6 separate regions of the Homo sapiens genome follow, and all the other regions are linked to region 5. A link is a contact called in ENCODE Hi-C or POLR2A ChIA-PET data. All regions are on one chromosome and are shown on one strand. The core of a region is the stretch at or near the end of the contact, and the rest is flanking DNA. Distances in the headings are between cores, read along the strand shown.

Region 1 (3,159 bases), core at 222-2,721, 300 kb before region 5:
CTGCCTCCCTGTTTTCCATTCCCGGTTCTCCTGGAGAGAAGCAGGGTCTGATCTCCAAGGGCCCACCTCCCACCCAGGCACGTCAGAGACATGGGATTTGGAGTTGGACTGGTGGGGTTGACTTACAGCTTCACTTGTGGGCTGAGAGTCCCTGCGTGGGTTATTTTTCTGCCTTTCTCAGGGCCTTGGGTTCCCCAAATGTCACATGGGCACAGTAACACCCATGTCCTAGGGTTGAAGATGGCATGATATGATGTATGTAAAATGCTTGGCACAAGGTTTCTCACCGAAGTCTGGAAGAGACACCATAATGTCATCTTAGCAGGCAGCTGTTACCCCAGTGAGGTATCTTACCTGTTGAAAATTCCGGACTTGGGCCAGGCGCAGTGACTCACGCCTGTAATCCTAGCACTTTGGGAGGCTGAGGTGGACGGATGAAGAGGTCAAGAGTTTGAGACCAGCCTGGCCAACATGGTGAAACCCCGTCTCTACTAAGAATACAAAAATTAGCCGGGAGTGGTGGCATGTGCCTGTAATCCCAGATACTCGGGAGGCTGAGGCAGGAGAATCCCTTGAACCCAGGAGGCAGAGGTTGCAGTGAGCCGAGATCGTGCCACTGCACTCCAGCCTGGGCGACAGAGCAAGACTCCGTCTCGAAAAAAAAAGAAAATTGCAGACTTCTGTGTGTGCTTATCTGGAAAATACTTTGTTTAAAAATCCATTACATGAGGTGCAGGTCTCCAGAAATGCCAGGCACCTCAGACCACCCTCTCTCGTCCTCCCCCTGCAAAATCAGGGTCAAAGGGCTCTCCCGTTACCTGGAGGAGCTGTCCAGGGTTCTGGAGACGAAACGGAGCCCGCTGGGAACTGTCCTGAGCCCCGGTGCTGAAACAGATCGCGGTTCTCTTCTCGGACCTCCCGAGAGGCGCTGTCCGGATATTTGGTGCTGAAATAAATAGCATTCTCCTCCTTCGGTCGGTGGAGAGCTGTCCCTCGTGCTGAAGAAAACTTGATTTTCCTCTCTCTTTCCCCGTTCCCCCACCCCTCTTCGTTCTCGGTTCCTCCGATTCTTGGGAAACCCCACCCCCACTCAATTTATTTCCCCTCCTAGCTTCTTCCTGGGGAGCTTCAGAATGGCAATGGGGTGGCGGGGGGGAGACACAGAGGGGTCGCAACTAGCACTGATACCTGCTCCTCACCCTGTACCATGTCCCCAGAACTTACCTCCCAAGCAGTCAGCCCTGCTGGTCTCTGCTTTCCAGACCGTCAAACTTCGCCGTCTCTGTCCCTTTCTGGGAAAATGTCCATGCGCCAACCTGCAAACCAGCCTCATTCCCGGCATCCCACGTCCCTCAGACCACCCCTCCTCCCACGCAGCTGCGGGCCTCCCCCTCTGTGTGCCTCACCTGCTTCCAGTCTTGTTGGCAGATGCAGGTGTCCCGTGGCTGCCGAGGCGGGGACCTGCGCTTTTATAGGCTTCAGGGAAGGCGGAGCGCCAGGAATCCTGGGAGGGGCTTCCCCAACTGGCCAATGGGATTCCGCCTCAGAATGAAGCTCCAAAGATTACCTCATAGGTTGTGGCCCACGCTTCAGAATAAAAGTCTGGCATCTGCCCAAAAACTGGGCTAGGGGATTTTTTCGGATGGGGAAGGAGCATTCATTGTGGACCATGGAGTCTCCCCACTCTCTCCAATCCCCTCCTGGGTTCCTGAGCTCCAAGTTCGTTCAGGTGTCCTGGCTGGTACCTGTTTCTTCCCATTCCCAATTTTTGCTATTGCTCCTGGTTCAGGAAAGAAAAAGCTGGTAAACTGTTTTGGGAAAAAATAAGGGATGTGGAGAATATTAAAGTCCAGTTCCACCTAGGGCAACTGACGTCTGTGAAAATGGAGGGCTCAGAAGACTCTGGGGCAGAGGTGGGACTTAAGCCTGAAGCTTTTGATTCCTTAACTCAAAACCCAATTTATAAAATTCAGCTTATTGTAGTGCTATACTGGGCAGGCTCTGAACCAAAAAACGAAGAAACTGGGGTTCAAGTTCAGATTTTTCTTCTCCTTCCTTTGGGACATTGGGCACAGTTGTGCCTCAGTTTTTGCAACTGTGAAGTAGTGATAATAGTAGAGTATTTGCTGAGGAACTAATGATATGGTGTGGATTGCATGTTAGAAATAATCAGGGCAGGGGCTAATGTGAGTTGGGTGAGGCACCAGCCTCAGGTGCAAAACTTAAAGGGGCACCAAAAAACTCAATAATCAAGGTAAATAATATTTCAGGCCAGGTGCAATGGCTCATGCTTGTAATCTGAGCACTTTGGGAGGCCAAGGTGGGAGGATCACTTGAGGCCAGGATTTCAAGATGAGCCTGGGCAACATAGTGAGACCCCGTTTCTGAGAGAGAAAGAGGGAGAGAGGGAGAGAGAAAGAGAGAAACAGAGAGAGAGAGAGAGAGAGAGAGAGAGAATGGCACCTGTGGTCTCAGCTACTTGGGAGGCTGAGGTGAGAGGATCACTTGAGGCCAGGAGGTCGAAGCTGCAGTGAGTTATGATTGCACCACTGCACTCCAGCCTAGGTGACAGAGCAAGACCCTGTCTCAAAAAAAAATCGATGCAATGTTTTAAGAAATCAAAATGTATGCCAAAATCCACAATGAACAAAATATCAAAAATGTAAATAAAGGCAGAACCAGCCTTTCTGACTTTTCCTTTTGCCTGAGGTCCCAATATGGCTTGGCATGGCACTAGCAATCATGTCTGTTTACGGTAAGTTTTCTAATAATGCAGCTGTTATTCTTTCCTGATCTATTCCACCCATTTATTTGCTCAACAAACTTGTTGTACTAGGCACTGGAGATACATACATGAATTCAGCAACCAACCTTGCCTTTAGGGAGGGTAAAGACATGAAAACTCTGCTCACATGTTGGTATGGGCATTGGGTTGAAGGAACAGTCAGTGTAAGGGCCCTGGTGGGGGTGGGGGAAAGAACAGGCCCTGGGGGGTGAGCAAGCATAGAAGGGACAGTTAGGATATAAATCAGGGACAGCTGTACAGGACCTGATCATTCAGGCCAGGACAAAAGTGAAGTTCCTCAGGTTGCACAGGAAGACCTGCCACCCTTTCTCTCTCCCCTTCCCTAAGCTTTTACTCTGTGCCAGGGTCAGTGC
Region 2 (3,135 bases), core at 520-3,019, 400 kb before region 5:
GGCCGAGGCAGGTGGATCACTTGAGGCCAGGAGTTCGAGACCAGCCTGGCCAATATGGTTAGTCCTCGTCTCTACTAAAAATACAAAAATTAGCTGGGTGTGGTGGCGCGCGCCTGTAATCCCAGCTACTTGGGAGGCTGAGGCAGGAGAACCGCTTGAACCCGGGAGGTGGAGGTTGTAGTGAGTCGAGATCGCGCCATTGCACTCCAGCCTGGGAGACAGAGCGAGACTCTGCCTCAAAAAAAAAAAAAAAATTTAAACATTCAGCTTCTCACTGTGCATTAGCCACGTGGTGCTTTTGGCTACAATGTTGGATGGCACACAATTCTAGAATTGCAGAAAGTTCTATTGGACAGTGCTAGCATAGACCCTGTCCCCACTCACCCCCCCAAAAAAATGCAGTCACAGACACCCAATTTTTCCCATGTTCTTTCTAAAGCTACCAGAAGCTTCATTCTATTCAAATAATTTGGCAGAGGTGGCAAACTGGTGGCCCCTGGGCTGGACAAAGCCCCAGTTGGGTTTCATTTGGTCCAATTGTTCCCTAACAGGCAGGACATGTCTACAGCTTGAACTTCCTGTGGATCTGTGACTCTCCAGGTGGGTCTCCCATAGGGCACTGCTCTCCCCTGCCCCTCTAAGCAGGGCATCACTGCCACCTCCTCAGCAGAAATATTCACCTCCTCCCTGGACCATCTGAGATTGAGACCTTGGTTTATAGACCAAGAGGATAAATAATTTGGGAGGTGGAGAGGGGCGGGGTAAAATCCAAGTGGGGGCAGCTTCAGGAAAAGGTTGATCCAGCAGTCACAGAGCCTGGAGCCTGACCCCTCCATTGCCCCTGGCTGACCCTCTCCAGGCCTCAGTTTCCTTCTCTGCAAAATAGGGATGATTAAAAAGACAATACAGTGCTGGGAGGATGAAGTGGTCTGATGTTGGGCAGATCAGGCCGGAGGCTGGACAAGTTCCCGTGGTGGTTCAAGTCACTCATATAGCTGGGTTGGGCCGGGTGCGGTGGCTCATACCTGTGATCCCAGCAATTTGGGAGGCCCAAGCGGGCAGATCACTTGAGGTCAGGAGTTCAAGACCAACATGGTGAAACCCCGTCTCTGCTAAAAATACAAAAAATTAGCCGGGCGTGGTGGCACGTGTCTGTAATCCCAGCTACTCAGGAGGCTGAGGCAGGAGAATCGCTTGAATCCAGGAGGTGGAGGCTGCAGTGAGCCAAGGTCGCGTCACTGCACTCCAGCCTTAGCGACAGAGCGAGACTGTGTCTCAAAAAAAAAAAAAAAGTGTGTGTGTGTGTGTGTGTGTGTGTGTGTACATATAGCTGAGTCGGAGCCCATGGTGGAGGGCGTGGCCCCTGACGCGCTGGCGAGGGTCACCCTGCAACTCTCCCAGGGTTCTCGCAGCCTCAGTTTGGCCATAGGGGAAATGGGCGACCTGGGGAATCCCAGCACCTGTGCGGCGCCCCCGATCGCACTCACCTCCCAGGGCCAACTTCACAGGGTCCCCAGCTGCGGAGCGGGGGTCCCGTGGCTGGGACAGGCGTGGTCCAAGAGTGCTCCCTCCCCTTCAGGGGCAGGGCGTGGAGTCCTTCCCGGACTTCATGACTTGGCGAGGGGCGGGGCCTAGTGGAGGCGGGGCAGGGAGGAGAGGGGCGGGCCTGGCGCGGGCAATCCCTCAACCTGATTGGTCCCCTCGCCCGTCACTCCAGTGCGCCCCCAACCTACCACGCAGTAAAAGCCACCCCCGCCTCGGCCCGGACGGTTTCCAAGCTGGTTTTGAAGTCGCGGCAGCTGTTCCTGGGACGTCCGGTTGACCGCGGTGAGTGGCGGGGGCGTCTCAGTTGAGCTGGGGGGCGGTGTCCATGGAGTCCTGGGGCACCCCAGGGGCCGGAGGGGTCGGGGAGGGCCTTTCTCGGGGTGGGATTTGCTGGACTCTGCGGCCTGGGGAGGGGTCTTCAGCCCAGGCTGGTCACCCCTCCCCCCAGAAAAATCCAACTTCTGCAACGAAGCTCAGACTTTGAAACCCTCTTCTCACTTCCTGGGACTTTTGAGGGGCGAAAGAGCCCCGTAGAAGGGGTGATATTGAAGGGGGTGGGCTAAATACCGCCCCCCGCCCACCAGGTTTTCTCTAAATTTTGAACAGTTTGCTTTTGGAAACGCCATTTGCAGGCAAGTTTCCTCCTGCGGGCAGAATCTCCGCCCTCCCTTCTGGGGTTTTCAGAGACACCCCCCGCCACCGCAAAGCCCCCTCCCCTACAGATGGTTTTGCCACGGGTGGGGGTGGGGGTTGCCCCAGCTCCTGGCGCCCCCAACTGATTCTGGGGAGGTCTTGGGCAAAGCCTGCCCACTTCCCTCGGGTGGGCGTGGCGACGAGGTGGCTTAAAAGTAGGAAGGCCTATCCGTTAACTGCTTTGGGGTTCTTGTCCCGGCTAGGCCTGGCAGTGGGACCTGGGGCCCTTGGAATTTTGGAAGTCCAGTCTTAGCATGCTCTGAAGTTGCTGGATGGCTGGGTCTGGCCTGGAGCTCCCCTTCTGGAGCCAGCGGCAAGGCAGGTCACTGACCCCCAGGGGTTTCATAGGGTGTTGACATCTGCCATGGCCACCCTTGCTTAAACCAGTTCCAGGAAGTCATGGTGGACAGAGGGGACGGGAGGAAGCTGCCTGAGTCCTAAGTGGGACTTGAGAATCGGTCGAGGCCAGGAGTTTGATGCCTGCCTACCTGGCCCCCTGCCCAGGTGAGCTCAGGCTCCAAAGGAGGTGAGGAGAAGCACAGATTTAGGCAATGATCACTGGGAGGTAGGTATGTCTTCTCACCTGACTTCCCAGTTGGGGGACTTTTGTACCTAGCAGGAAGCTGGTTCCTGGCTGGCTTTACCCCTTTGTCCGTGGAAGCCAGAGTGCGGTGAGATAGTTTATGGAGCACTTACTATGTGCCGGGCACGGATCTGAGCTTCCCCGGAGCAGCGTCTCCTCCAGTCCACAGGGACTCCAGGCTCTTGTGAAACACTTATACACATTTCACAGATGTGGCAAGCAAGACTCCTAGGGGATGCTGCCTTCCCAAACTCCTATTCCTAGTGAGTTGCCAAGCTGGGATTAGAACCCATTCTGGGCTGGGCAGGATGACT
Region 3 (3,148 bases), core at 128-2,627, 320 kb before region 5:
ATGTCCAGGGCGTACTTCCACAAGCGGATGCAGCGCTCGAAATTGCCCGAGTCGGCGTACACGGCACCCCTGTAACGGATGTAATAGGAAGTGTCCGGGTGCGAGGGACCGAGGATGCGCTCCCGGATCAACAGGGCCTGCATGCGCATCTCATCCGGGTCGGTGATCAGCGCCTCCAGCTCCTCGGTGGTGTTGACCTCCCTGGAATAGTCATAGGCCAGGACCAGCTGTGGGGGCTCCGGTTTGGGCAGGTACTCGCCCCCCTGGTGACGCAGCTCCATGGCCCGCCTCCAGTGTTTAAGGGCCCCAAGCAGATCTCGTTTCTTATCCACATACGTAGCTCCCAGCAATTCCAAGGCTTCCACGGCAGCTTCCCGGCTGGTGGGACAGCAGCTTTCGTAAGATTCCCCGTTCAGTGGTTCCTCTGGGGAGGAGCTGCAGCACGGAGCCCCCTGAGGCTGCGCACACCCCTGGCTGGTGGAGGGGTCTTCTTGGGGCAGCCCAGGCTGAGCCTCTCCCCCTGCGACCTGCTCCTGGCCGGGCTGCTCCTGGATGAGGTACTCCACGATGTTGGTGTGGCCCGTCACGCTGGCCGCGAGCAGCGGGGTCATGCCGTAGCCGTCACGTTCCATGCGGGCCTTGCACCCCAGCAGCAGCTGCAGGATCTCCAGGCTGCCGGACTCGGCGCAGTCATGCAGGGCCGTGTTGCCCTTGGCGCTGCGCCGGTTCACCTGGGCGCCCTGCTCCAGCAGGTAGCGGGCGATCTCACGGTGGCCCTTGTAGCACGAGATCATGAGGCACGTGTGGCCGTGCCGGTTGGCCACCTCCAGGTCGGCCTGGTGCTCGCCGACCAGGTAGCGCACCACCTCCAGGTGGCCGTCGAAGCAGGCGGCGCGGAGAGGCGTGGAGTTGGTGCGCGTGGTGCGGTTCACCGAGGCCCCGCGGCGCAGCAGGCTCCGCACCACGTCCAGGTGGCCGGCTGCGGAGGCGGCCCACAGCGGCGGCGCGCCCTCGATGGTCTCGCCATCGAAGTGCACCGAGCCACCGGCCTCCACGCTCGCGCCGCACCGGTCCACCAGGTACTCCACCACGTCCAGGTGGCCGTAGCGGGCGGCGATGAGTAGCGGCGTTCCCCCGCCGGCCACCTCGCCCGTCAGCTCGTCCAGTTCCTCCCGGCTCCGGCCGCTGAGCAGCTTCTGGAGCAGCTGCAGCTTGCCATCACGGGCGGCGTTGTACACGGCGGTGCGGAGGTCCATGGTTCGGGCCTCCGCCAGGCCATGGGCCGGCCGCCGGGGGACGGGGAGACGGAGGATCAGAGCCCGGACGGGCGGGAGGCAACCTTCACCGTCCCCCTCGCCGCCATCTTAGGGTCTCCTCGGGCGGAACAAAATGGCTGCCGCGACCCGACGGATGGCAGCACGCCGGGAAATGGAGTCCTTTGCGCGGGCCCACTCCATAGAACAGAAAAGGAATCTTGGGGGCTCAAGACTACACTTCCCCAAAGGCCACAGGACAGCCCCTGAGAGCTGTGAGCGCGCGGCATGGTGGGAATTGGCGTTCCAGTCGCAGCGCATGGCATCGGAAGCTAGCAATTTGAGGACTACAATTCCCGTCATGCAGCGTCACACGACCTAGCTTGTGGGAACCGGCGAAATTTGGTGACGTACTTCCCGTGGCTATCTCTGCGTCAGAGCGTATAGAAAAAGCAGGCGCGATACCCTTAAGGACTACATTTCCCAAAAGGGATCACGAGCGACTCTGAGCCAATCAGGACCGAGACCGAAGGCTAAAAGCGACTAGAGGGGACGCGTCTGTTTTGGGCTTGGAGCACGGGCAAGCGGCCCACCGGCAGGGGGCGCCCGGAGGAGGCCGAAAAGCTGGACGGGGCGAAAACGTTTTGAGCTGGGAGAACGGTAAAAAATGACGCGCTCACTTCTTATTCTCACATTCATATATTCATTTATTCATTTACATACATTTATGTATATTCTAGTATGTGTCAGAATTTCCTTCTTTTATTTACGTATTTATTTTTATTTATTTCTTTCAATAACTTTGTGGGGTTTTTTGGTTTTGGTTTTTGTTTTTGAGACAGCGTCTCGCTCTTGTTGCCTAGGCTGGAGGGCAATGCCGCAATCTCGGCTCACTGCAACCTCTGCCTCCCGGGTTCAAGTGATTCTCGTGCCTCAGCCTCCCGAGTAGCTGGGACTACAGACATCCACCACCACGCCCGGCTAATTTTTGTATTTTTGGTAGAGACGGGTTTCGCCATGTTGGCCAGGATGGTCTCGAACTCCTGACCTTGGGAGATCCGCCCGCCTCAGCCTCCCAAAGTGCTAGAATTACAGGCGTGAGCCACTATGCCCGGCCTGACGTGCTGACTTCAATTCCTTTGGATAAAGACCCAGAAGTGGGATTCCTGGATCACCTGGTAGTTTTATTTTTAAATTTTTCTTTGGAACTTCCATACCATTTTCTATAATGGCTATACTAATTAAAATTACCATCAGTAGTGTATAAGTGTTCTCTTCAAATCCTTGCCAACGTTTGTTACCTTTCGTCTTTTTGATGATAGCTATTCTAGCAGTTGTAAGGTGATCCATTCCCTGGCATTTTTTGACAACAATGAATTATATTATGAAAAAGAAATCTTTGGTGACCCGAATTCTTTATTTTTAAAGTTTATTCGAGGTGTAATATATATACAATAAAATGCATTTTTAATAAAGAGGACAGGTTTGGCCGGGCAAGGTGACTCACACCTGTAATCTCAGCACTTTGGGAGGCTGAGGTGGGAGGATTGCTTGAACCCAGGAATTCGAGACCAGCCTGGGAAACATAGCACATCTCTACAAAAATAGAAAAATTAGCCGGGCGTGGTAGCGTGCACCTGTTGTCTCAGCTACTCGGGAGGCTGAAGTGGGAGGATCGCTTGAACCTAGGAGGTCAAGGCTGCAGTGAGCCGTGATTGCACCATTGTACTTCAGCCTGGGTGACAGAGGGAGACCCTGTCTCTAAGATAAATAAATAAAAATAAATAAAGAGAACAGGTGTGACAAACATGCAGCTATGTAGCCAGTATCACAACCAAGATGTTCAACAGCGTCTTCATTCAGAATTGTTATCTCATGCCGGCCGGGCGCGGTGT
Region 4 (2,951 bases), core at 429-2,928, 410 kb after region 5:
CTCCTGGTCCCGAGGCTGATGGCCGGTGGTTGAAGGAAGAAGGATTTCTATCCCAGGCAGGGTCCTTGGAGCAAAGTCCCTGGATGACACCCTCGCCCTAGATCCACGCGGCCCCTCCCTGGGTCCCTTCCCACCTACCCGGCTGGTTTCAGGCTGCGAGTCCTGAGACAGTCCACTTCCCCTCCGGGGGGCCCTCCCGGGTTTCCCCTCGTAGCCAGATTATTATTACAAAAGCCAATCCAACCCGTTTGGGTGTTGAAAGGCGCTTTTAATAAATTGTGCGAAGAAGCCATAAACTGTGTCTCTCGCAGGAGAGGCTTTGAAGTCAGAGGACAGGCTGGGTACACTACACCCAGGCCGGTGGTGGTTCCCGCTGTCAGGTGGTGTTGGTACTAAGAATGCCAGATAATAATAAAACATAATAATGACCCTGGGATTAGGTGTTAGAATGAAGGCACAGTGAGCCCCGGAACAGGGTCACCCACTGGATAAGCGCTCACTAAACGGCAGCTAAAGCAGCTGTCAGTACTCTCTCTGTCTGGAGGAATGAGGAAGGGGAAACTGAGTCCTGGAGCCCTCCCCCCCCCCCCCAGGCGCGCGGTCGCACCAGCCAGCCCTCCCCGGGCCGGGCCAGGACGTTCTCACCACTCGTGCCCTGCTCCCCCTTCCCTGTCCCCCGCCGGACCTCTCCCACGACCGGGGAGGAAGTGGGAGAAACGGACAGGGGAAAAAAAAAAGTCGCGCTGAACCAACGCCTCCCCACTCCCCACCTCCGCCCCTCGCGAGCCATGCAGACCCCCTTGTGCCAAGGAGCGGCCCGCGCGGACCAGGCGTCCAGGGCCCGGTCCCCGTCCCGCCCCGCGGCCCGCAGCCGGGTGGGGGAACTCGCGAAGCCGGGAAAACAACCGCCCTCCCCGCCCCTCGCCAACCCCTTCCCCCGCTGACGCCCCTAGCGCAGCGGGGTGGAGGCGACTCCTTTATATAATCGCGGGAGGGCAGGTTGGTGGTTTCATTTAGGGACCCGGGAGCCCCGCGGACCCGGGCTGTCCTTGGCAAGGCCACCCCCCGGGGTCCCTGGCGCGGCAAGTCCCACTGAGGCCCGGGGAGGCCCAGGGCCTGGCCTTGCGGGGGGATCCCCACCGCCTCACCCCCAACCCACCCCCGGCAGCCCAGGCCGCGCGACCCACACGCCCGCGTCGCTCCTCGCTGTGCGCACCGCGCTCCCCGCCCCCGCTGCCATCCTGCCACGCCCCGGGCGTCGGGGGCACAGCCCGCGCCCCCCCGCACCCCGCCCCTGCGCAGAGGCTGGGGGCCTGTTTATCTGGAGGCCCCCACCCCCCCTCCACCCCGGGGGGCCCGCTCCCCCCGCGCCCCGGGGAGCTCTGGGGCCAGATAAGCTGGCAAGCTGGCACGGCGCCGCGCGGCGGGGCGGAGAGGTCAGAGGCGGGGGGGCGCGCCGGGGCGGGCCGGACCCCCCCCCCCGACTTGACAAAACCTAATAACAGCCCGGTCTCCCCGGCGCAGCGGGCGAAGCCCCACGGGAGGGCAGAGACGTGGCAAGAGGGGACCTGCCGAGCCTGTTCTGGCCTCCGAGGCCAGGCTGGGGGGGGCGGGCTGGGCGTGGGGGGGCCGGCGGCTGCGGCACCTTTAAGACAAGGGAGGACCCCTCTTGCCCTCGGAGAAACCAGGAAGGGAGTCGCGAGCATCATACGGGGCTTTGGCTGTACTGTACAGTTACTGTAGGGGCAGTGACGCCGCCGCCGCCGCGCGAGGGAGCGACCAGGGCAGCGCGACGCGGGCAGAGCGAGCGCCGCGGACCCCGGAGGCGAGCGGCCGAGGGAGCCCAGTCCCAACTTCGGGCCCCGGCCCCGCGCGCCCCGGCCCGGCCCCGCGAGGTAAGTCAGCGCCCGGCGCGGCCCCCGGCACGGGGTGCAGGGCGGGGACGGGCGGGGGTCGCTGCGGCCACCGCTGCCCCCTCGGGAAGGGGAGATCCGGGGAGCCGGGGACGTTCCCCCAAGTTTCAGAGGAAGGGGTGGTTGGCAGCTGCCCGGAGGCTGGAGGCGCCCTGGATCCCGAGCGCGGGGAGGGGGCGCCGCCCGGGAAGGGGGGATTGGGGGCTAAGTGCATGAGCTTGTGCGCCAGCCCCCCCCAACCCGGGTGCATGGCTTTTCGGGGCTCCCAGGCGCGCGGGGAGCGGGGGAGGGGAAGCAGGGCTGCATTGAGGGTGGGGGGAGCCGGCGTGGGGAGATAGGGGGGCGCGTCGCCTGCTAAGTTTCCAGCTGAAGACGAGGGGCGCTCTCGCCCCCCGGGGGCCTATTCGGTGCTGCGTGCATACGTTGGAGTTGGCCAGGATTGAGCTCCATGGGGGATGGGGGGGAGGGGGCTGAAAAAACAGGGAGGGGGGCTTCGGAAAGGAGGGGGAAGGGGTGGGGTGTCCGGGTGGGCGGGCAGGGCCGCAGGGACCTCTGGGCTTCGTAGTCCCTCCGCCGTTTGCAGCCGGCAGGTGGCAAGCGGCTTGGACTACAAGTCCCAGGGTGCCCCGCGCCGACAGCCCGCCGCGGCCTGCGGGTAGGGGCGGTGCGGAGGAGGGGCGGTGAGCGGCGGGCCGGAGAGCCAATGGGCGCGGGCCGATCGCGCGGCGCGGCGCGGGGGCGGGGCCAGCCCGCCAGGGGGCGGGGCCTGGAGCCGGGCTCCCCTCGCCGGGGGCCGGTGGCGGTCCCGGCTTCCGGCTGCGCGGCCCGCGGGCCGGCCCCCTCCCCGCCCCGGGGCCCCTCCCCGCCTGGTTGTGTAACCGTCCCCAGCCCCCCTCCCCTCGGCCCCCCGCCCGTGGGGGGGGGGTCACCCTCCCCGCGCTCCCCGGGGAGGGCGGCGGCCCGGGCGGCCGCGCGGTGCAGGCGAGCCCGGGGATGCGCGGCCTAGCGCAGGCCGGGCCCGGGCGTGGGGGAGGCGGG
Region 5 (2,975 bases), core at 135-2,634:
CTCAGAGGTCCCAGCTTCCCTTAGCCTTGACCCTCAACCTTCCCCCCTGACTGCCTCCTCCAACCCTGGACCCCTAGCACATGGCCCTCGGCCCCCCAGCCCCTCAAAACTGGGCTTCTCCAGGACCCACAAGGGAGTGCTTCAGCCCCCATATCTGACCCCAAATCTCAAGTTCCGCAGTTCTGCTCAAACTTGAACCTTGAGCCCTCAGGCCTGGGATCCCCAGGCCCTCAGGTGAGGGTCCCTCAGGTCCCAGACCCTCCCAGACACCCTGCGCACGGCTCCCTGAGGCACCCTGGACACCCCCAGACACACGAGGCGTGGCTCCCTCTGGGCCAGGGCAACCCCAGATCCCCATGGTGCAGCTCCCTCAGGCACAGAAGCCCCAGACCCCCAGAGCGCAGCTTCCTCAGGCCCAGGACCCCCAGACCATTGGCGCCGCAGCTCCTTCAGGCCCTGGACACCCCCCAGATCCCCACGGCGCAGCTCCCTCAGGTCCAGGACCGCCATTCCCCCAGAGTGAGAATTTATCAGGCCCCAGACCCCCAGGGCACCGCTTCCTCGGGCCCGGGACCCCCAGACCGTCGGCGCGCGGCTCTTTCAGGCCCCAAACACCCCCAAACCCCCAAGGTGCGACTCCCTCGGGCCCAGGATACCCCCAGACTCCCAGGGAGCGACTCTCTGAGCCCCAAAACCCTCATACACCAAGGGCGAGAGTCTCTCAGGCCGCAGACACCCTCAGAACCCCTAGGCGCGGCCCCCTGAGGCCCAGGGCCCCCAGACCCCGGGGCGCGGCTCCTGCAGGGCTTGGACACCCCCAGAACCCCAGGACGCAGCTCCCTGAGGCCGAGGACCCCCAGACCCCGGGAGGGGCTCCTGCAGGCCCAGACGGCGGGTCCTGCAGGATCCGAACACCACCAGACCACAAGAACGCGGCTCCCTGCAGCCCAGGACCCCCAGGCCCCGAGGGCGGGGCTCCCTGAGGCCCAGGATCCCTAGACCCCGGGGCGCGGCTCCGGCAGGCCCCGGACAACCCCAGACCCCTAGGGCGCAGCTCCCTGCGGCCCAGGACCCCCAGACCCCCAGGGCGGGGCCGCTGCGGGTCTCGGACACCCCCAGACCCCATGAACCCCAGACCCCCGGGGCGCAGCTCCTTCAGGCCCAGGACAACCCCGGCCCTCCAGTGCCCGCCTCCGGCCCGGGGCCCCCGCTGCCCCCCCCCCCCCCCCCACCGGCCCCATCTCCCGCGCGGCCTCACCCTGGCAGGCCAGTGAGGGTAGCCCTTCATCTTAGCGAACACCAAGTCCCCGGGCTTGAAGGCGTGTGGCATGCTGACGGCGAGAGGCCCAGGCCGCGGAAAGCGGCTGCAGCGGCGGTAGCGGCTGCGGCGGCGGCGGCGGCGGCAGCGGGAGGCGAAGCCGGGGGCGGGAGCGGGACGCCGAGGGGGCGGGGGAGGCTGTCTGGGCAGCCTGCCGACGCGCGCTTATTGGGCGTTGCGCCAACGGAAGTTCAGCCCTCCGGCCGTCACGGGCCGGCAAAGCCGTCGATCAGGACCACGTGCAGGGGACAGAGAAGGGAGGCGACCAATAAGAACAGAGGTTGGAGCACAGCAGTTAACGGGATTGGATAACGGACAGACCCAAGGGGCGTAACCCAGAGACTCTAATGGGAGGTTATGGGAGGTGAAAGGGAAAGGTGGGAGGAGACGAACAGACGCTCTAAGGGAGTGAAGGGGTGGAGCTTAAGGGAAAGAGGCAGGACATAGACCTCCACAAGAGAAGGGGATATAAGGAGGGCAGAACATTGGATACCGCAGAAAAGAAGGCCAATCACTTAACGCAATGGGCGGGTCATTGACAGCCTCTCCCGCTCAGGAGGAGAGGCTTAAAGTAGATATGCAAGCCATTGGATACCACAAGAGAAGCGCCTCAAGGTAGGGAGCAGGCATTGGCCATCACAAGAGGCGGGGCTTCAGCGGGAACGTCGGCCATTGGCTATCGAAAGAAGAGCGATACAACATAAAACAGGGACGGGCGATTGCCAGCTCGAGGAGGCGGGACTTAGAGGAAGGGGCAGGCTCCGGGGGAGCTCTTAGTATAAACAGCCACAAAATGCACAAAATAGTTATTTCTTCACTTAGTTAAAAACTTAACTGAGTACCTACTATATGCCAGGGCCCCAAAACGCCACACAGACCTATTCATTCATTCAAGAAAAATGTACTGAATACCGTGGGGCCGAGTCACTTGATTGTCCTGGGCTTCGCTCTCTGCACTTGGAAGATGGGGCCCATAATGATTGTGAGGACCCTGCTCTAGACTGAGCCCGGCAACAGGAAATACAGGAAGTATTAGAAGCTATAACTCGGCCGGACGCGATGGCTCACGGCTGTAACCCCGGCACTTTGAGAGGACGAAGCGGGCGGATCACGAGGTCAGGAGTTTGAGACCAAGCCTGGCCAACATGGTGAAACCCCGTCTCTACTAAAAATACAAAAATTAGCTGGGCGTGGTGGCACGCACCTATACCAGCTACTCAGGAAGCTGAGGCAGGAGAATCACTCGAACCCAGGAGCGGGGGGTTGCAGTAAGCCGAGATCGCGCCACTGCACTCCAGACTGGGTGACAGAGCAGAAAAAAAAAAGCTATAACTCTACCTTCCGGCAGGGCGTGGTGGCTCACGCCTGTAATCCCAGCACTTTGGGAGGCCGAGGTGGGTGGATCACGAGGTCAGGAGATCGAGACCATCCTGGCTAACATAGTGAAACCCCGTCTCGACTAAAAATACAAAAAAAATAGCTAGGCGTGGTGGCAGGCGCCTGTAGTCCCAGCTACTAGGGAGGCTGAGGCAGGAGAATGGCCTGACCCCGGGAGGCGGAGCTTGCAGTGAGCCGAGATCGTGCCACTGCACTCCAGCCTGGGCGACAGCGCGAGACTCTGTCTCAAAAAAAAAACAAAAACAAAAAACAAAACTCT
Region 6 (2,844 bases), core at 8-2,507, 440 kb before region 5:
TGCCCTTCCAGTCCTCCTGTACAGCCAGACCCTGGCCAGGACCAGACACAACAAATTAAGCACTTAAGGCATTAACGACTAGCCAAGTGTTGAAGATTGAGGAGGAAGGAGAATGAAAAGAGGGAATTGAAAGAAAAGCAGAAGGTCCAACCCATCCCTCCTTCCCCACGACCAGAGGAGAAAGGAGGCCCGGGCCAAGTGGCCGAGTTGGTTCGTTTATTCATTCATTCATTGATTCATTCATTCCTCGGATTCCTATTTACGGAAGAGGGAATCCCAGAAGTCCAGCGCGGGCCGGAACTTCAGAAGTCCCGGGGGAACTCAACCAAGTGCCACTGAGAGGGAAAAACCCCACCCGAGATCCGCGGACCCCGGGACCCCTCGGTGCCCACGCCCCCCCTCCTTGCCGGCCCCCCCCGCGCGCGTGCGCGACCGGGCCCGCCCCGCGGTGGCCATGGTAACCGGCCGCCCCGTCCCGGCCACCCGCGAGCGCGCGCGCCCCGCGACTCACCTCGACCTCCAACCCCCGGCAGCTCGCGCCCCTCCAAACCCTGGACCCTCGGCGTCCCTCCCGCACTCCCACTGGCCCGCGCGGGTCGCGCCAGCGAGCCCACGCCCACCCCCGCCGCCGGGACTACAGAGGGGGCCCCCGCTCGTCAAGTCCCGCCCCCCTTCACTTGAGCCGCCTCTTATTGGCTCCGCAGCACCCGGCCGCCCCGCCCCGCTCGCTCCCCATTGGCCCAGATGCTCCCGGGGAACTCAGGGCGCGCGAAATCGGGCTCGGGCGCGACAATTGAATCGCGGGGCGCCCCGCGCGCAGGCGCGGAGCCTGACATCCTCCCCGGCGGCTCGCCAGGCCCTCCCCCACCCGGCGCGCTCGACCCCCCGCCGGGCTCCGGGGACGCAGCGCTGGTCCCGGCTCCAGCCGGATGTGTGCCGGGGAACGATTCCCGAGGGTTAGGTGGAAGGGGAGGCCCTGGATCCCGGGACAGAGTGCGGGACATGCGTGCGCCCGGGCTGGCCGCGCGGGAAAGTTTTGCAAAGTTCCCGAGCCCCGTGCGCCCGGCCCGGGCTGGCACCCCGACCCGGCCCGCCCGCTCACCTCTCCGGTCGCCGCGAACAGCTTGTCTGCCTGCGCGCGTGGCCCGGCTGGGGATGGCGATGAAACCGCGTGCGTGGCCCGGACCCCGCGCGGACTTGCGTGCGACCCGGAGCGCCCGCTCGGCAAACGCTGCCCGCCGCGCTGCCAGCTGCTCTGATTTTTTTCCCGCGAAAACTCGGCATTTGGGAGTTGCGGGGCCGCAGGAGGCCGTGCCGGGGGCGGGCGCCTGCCTCCTGATTGGCCGACGCAGTGGCGGGAAGCGAGAAAGAGGGTGGGGGGCGCCCCCGCCTCTGTCCACGGCGCCTCCGCCTAGTGGGCCACGGCTCCGCCCAGCCCTGCGCGCTCTGCTGGGCGCGCCCAGCGTGCAAAGGGGCTGCGTGGCAGGGCCTGGTCACCCCCCGCACGTGGACACCCCAGGAGCCTTGGGGACCCCCAGGGTACAGACCCCCTGAACTCTTAAGTCCAAGTCCGTTCGCAGCCCCCCACTCGCACGCATTGACCAGTAGGTCTAAGAAGGCCGGAATCAATGTGTAAATACTGCGAGGGAATGTGGGGGGCCCCTAGGAGACCACCTGCACCCTGATGGCTCGCCCGATCGCCCCAAGCCCCACTGCCTGGCGTCAGGGCCTGCCAGGGCTCCCCACTCTACCCACCCGCAGGGCTTGTTTGCTGTCTTTTCCCGCCTCGTTTTCCCGCCTTCTCCAGGCTGTCCAGGCGGGCAGGGCTGCCCTGCCCCCTCCGCCCTGTCTGTTCCACTCTGACCAGTCCTGGCGGGCACAGGAGTGACCTGTGCTGGGCACCTACAAAGCAGCCGGACAGGTTGCTCAGAGCTGCAGAACCCAGCGGTGTACATGGCAGACCCAGTTGGTGGTCTCAGGGAGGGAAAATTCCTATCTGGGGGAGACAGGCAAGAAATGAATAACTAAAGCAGATAATTTCAGATGATTCCTTATAGGAGAGTGACCAGCAGCCATGTGGTGGGAGGCGGGGAGAGAGGATACTCTCTCACTGGGGCCACTGCGGTGGGCCTCTCAGAGAAGATGACATTTGAGCTGGAATCGGAGATGAGACTCCAAGGACAGATGGGTCTAGGAGGGAAAGTCAAACCCAGAGGCCGGAAAAGGCTTAGAGGTGTCCAGGGAGCAGGAAGGGGCTGGTGTGGTTGGGGCCCACTGAGCAAAGGGGAGGGGGAGTTGAGGTCAGAGGGGTGATATATAATACCTTGAAGGCCACCGGGGAGGACTTTGGTCTTTCCCTTGAGAGCTGTGAGCAGAAAAATGTTGAGTTCCCACTTAGCTTTTTACAGTTTCTTCGTCACTCTATTAAGTCTCCTCTATCTGGTCAGTGGGACTTCTGCTATGTCCCTAATATAGGAGACAGATCATGGCCCCCGAAGATATGCGTCTCTAGACCCCCACGTCCTCGCCCCCAGGATCTGTGAATACAGTGCCTTACACAGCTAAAAGGACTTTGCAACTTTGCAGGTGTGATTCAGTTAATGATTTTGAGTTGGGGAGCGTCTCCTGGGTGATCCAGGTGGGCACAATGTCCTTAAAAGGTCCTAATAAGTGAAAAAGGGATACAAAAGGTCAAAGTCAAAGGAGATGGGAAAGTGGAAGCAGGCTTTACAATGATCAGGCCAAGGGCCGGGCGCGTTGGCTCACACCTGTAATCCCAGCACTTTGGGAGGCCGAGGCAGGCAGATCACCTGAGGTCAGGAGTTCGAGACCAGCCTGACTAAC

Evidence for each region. Hi-C counts contacts between places; a loop is a spot of excess contacts on that map. ChIA-PET counts read pairs that join two places held with the same protein, here RNA polymerase II (POLR2A). Pooled maps may share reads with other maps.
Region 1: a loop to region 5 is called in a pooled map, with 3 times the contacts of the local background. The contact joins the promoter of MIR7-3HG here to the promoter of HDGFL2 in region 5. A Hi-C loop is called at or near these places in 3 of 50 pooled maps. POLR2A ChIA-PET finds 5 or more read pairs at or near these places in 3 of 52 experiments (SK-N-SH and activated naive CD4-positive, alpha-beta T cell).
Region 2: a loop to region 5 is called in a map of B cell, with 12 times the contacts of the local background. The contact joins the promoter of PLIN3 here to the promoter of HDGFL2 in region 5. A Hi-C loop is called at or near these places in 1 of 168 maps with a recorded cell type or tissue (B cell), 2 of 37 single-sample maps with no recorded cell type and 10 of 50 pooled maps.
Region 3: a map of CD4-positive, alpha-beta T cell shows a loop between it and region 5 (2.9-fold over the local background). The contact joins the promoter of FEM1A here to the promoter of HDGFL2 in region 5. A Hi-C loop is called at or near these places in 2 of 168 maps with a recorded cell type or tissue (CD4-positive, alpha-beta T cell and CD4-positive, alpha-beta memory T cell), 9 of 37 single-sample maps with no recorded cell type and 16 of 50 pooled maps. POLR2A ChIA-PET finds 5 or more read pairs at or near these places in 9 of 52 experiments (A673, BJ, CD4-positive, alpha-beta T cell and 6 more).
Region 4: a loop to region 5 is called in a map of naive thymus-derived CD4-positive, alpha-beta T cell, with 26 times the contacts of the local background. The contact joins the promoter of ZBTB7A here to the promoter of HDGFL2 in region 5. A Hi-C loop is called at or near these places in 1 of 168 maps with a recorded cell type or tissue (naive thymus-derived CD4-positive, alpha-beta T cell), 10 of 37 single-sample maps with no recorded cell type and 14 of 50 pooled maps. POLR2A ChIA-PET finds 5 or more read pairs at or near these places in 2 of 52 experiments (HepG2 and activated naive CD4-positive, alpha-beta T cell).
Region 6: a map with no recorded cell type shows a loop between it and region 5 (35-fold over the local background). The contact joins the promoter of UHRF1 here to the promoter of HDGFL2 in region 5. A Hi-C loop is called at or near these places in 3 of 37 single-sample maps with no recorded cell type and 8 of 50 pooled maps. POLR2A ChIA-PET finds 5 or more read pairs at or near these places in 2 of 52 experiments (T-cell and activated T-cell).

Annotation. Positions count from the first base shown.
Region 1 is chr19:4,767,417-4,770,575 of GRCh38, reverse strand. MIR7-3HG (MIR7-3 host gene) reads right to left here and starts at 1,471. Exons shown (of 3, transcript NR_027148.1): 1 at 1,225-1,471; 2 at 819-946. RefSeq lists a silencer at 745-1,039.
Region 2 is chr19:4,866,301-4,869,435 of GRCh38, reverse strand. It overlaps PLIN3 (perilipin 3), which reads left to right and starts at 1,769. Exons shown (of 8, transcript NM_005817.5): 1 at 1,769-1,827. RefSeq lists a silencer at 1,612-1,791 and enhancers at 2,009-2,509, 2,452-2,801.
Region 3 is chr19:4,789,963-4,793,110 of GRCh38, reverse strand. FEM1A (fem-1 homolog A) reads right to left here and starts at 1,377. Exons shown (of 1, transcript NM_018708.3): 1 at 1-1,377. The coding sequence starts at 1,256. LOC124904620 (a long non-coding RNA gene) reads left to right here and starts at 1,819. Exons shown (of 2, transcript XR_007067103.1): 1 at 1,819-1,913. RefSeq lists enhancers at 1-409, 697-756, 410-1,066, 1,287-1,556, 1,067-1,724.
Region 4 is chr19:4,065,626-4,068,576 of GRCh38, reverse strand. It overlaps ZBTB7A (zinc finger and BTB domain containing 7A), which reads left to right and starts at 1,678. Exons shown (of 3, transcript NM_015898.4): 1 at 1,678-1,895. RefSeq lists silencers at 828-1,157, 1,218-1,327, 1,538-1,597, 1,638-1,687, 1,698-1,897 and 1 more.
Region 5 is chr19:4,470,706-4,473,680 of GRCh38, reverse strand. HDGFL2 (HDGF like 2) reads right to left here and starts at 1,384. Exons shown (of 16, transcript NM_001001520.3): 1 at 1,259-1,384. The coding sequence starts at 1,330. RefSeq lists silencers at 1,189-1,248, 1,279-1,458 and enhancers at 1,959-2,308, 2,569-2,738.
Region 6 is chr19:4,907,914-4,910,757 of GRCh38, reverse strand. UHRF1 (ubiquitin like with PHD and ring finger domains 1) reads right to left here and starts at 1,257. Exons shown (of 17, transcript NM_001048201.3): 1 at 1,103-1,257. It also overlaps a transcript of ARRDC5 not described here. RefSeq lists silencers at 399-918, 1,419-1,498 and an enhancer at 1,318-2,224.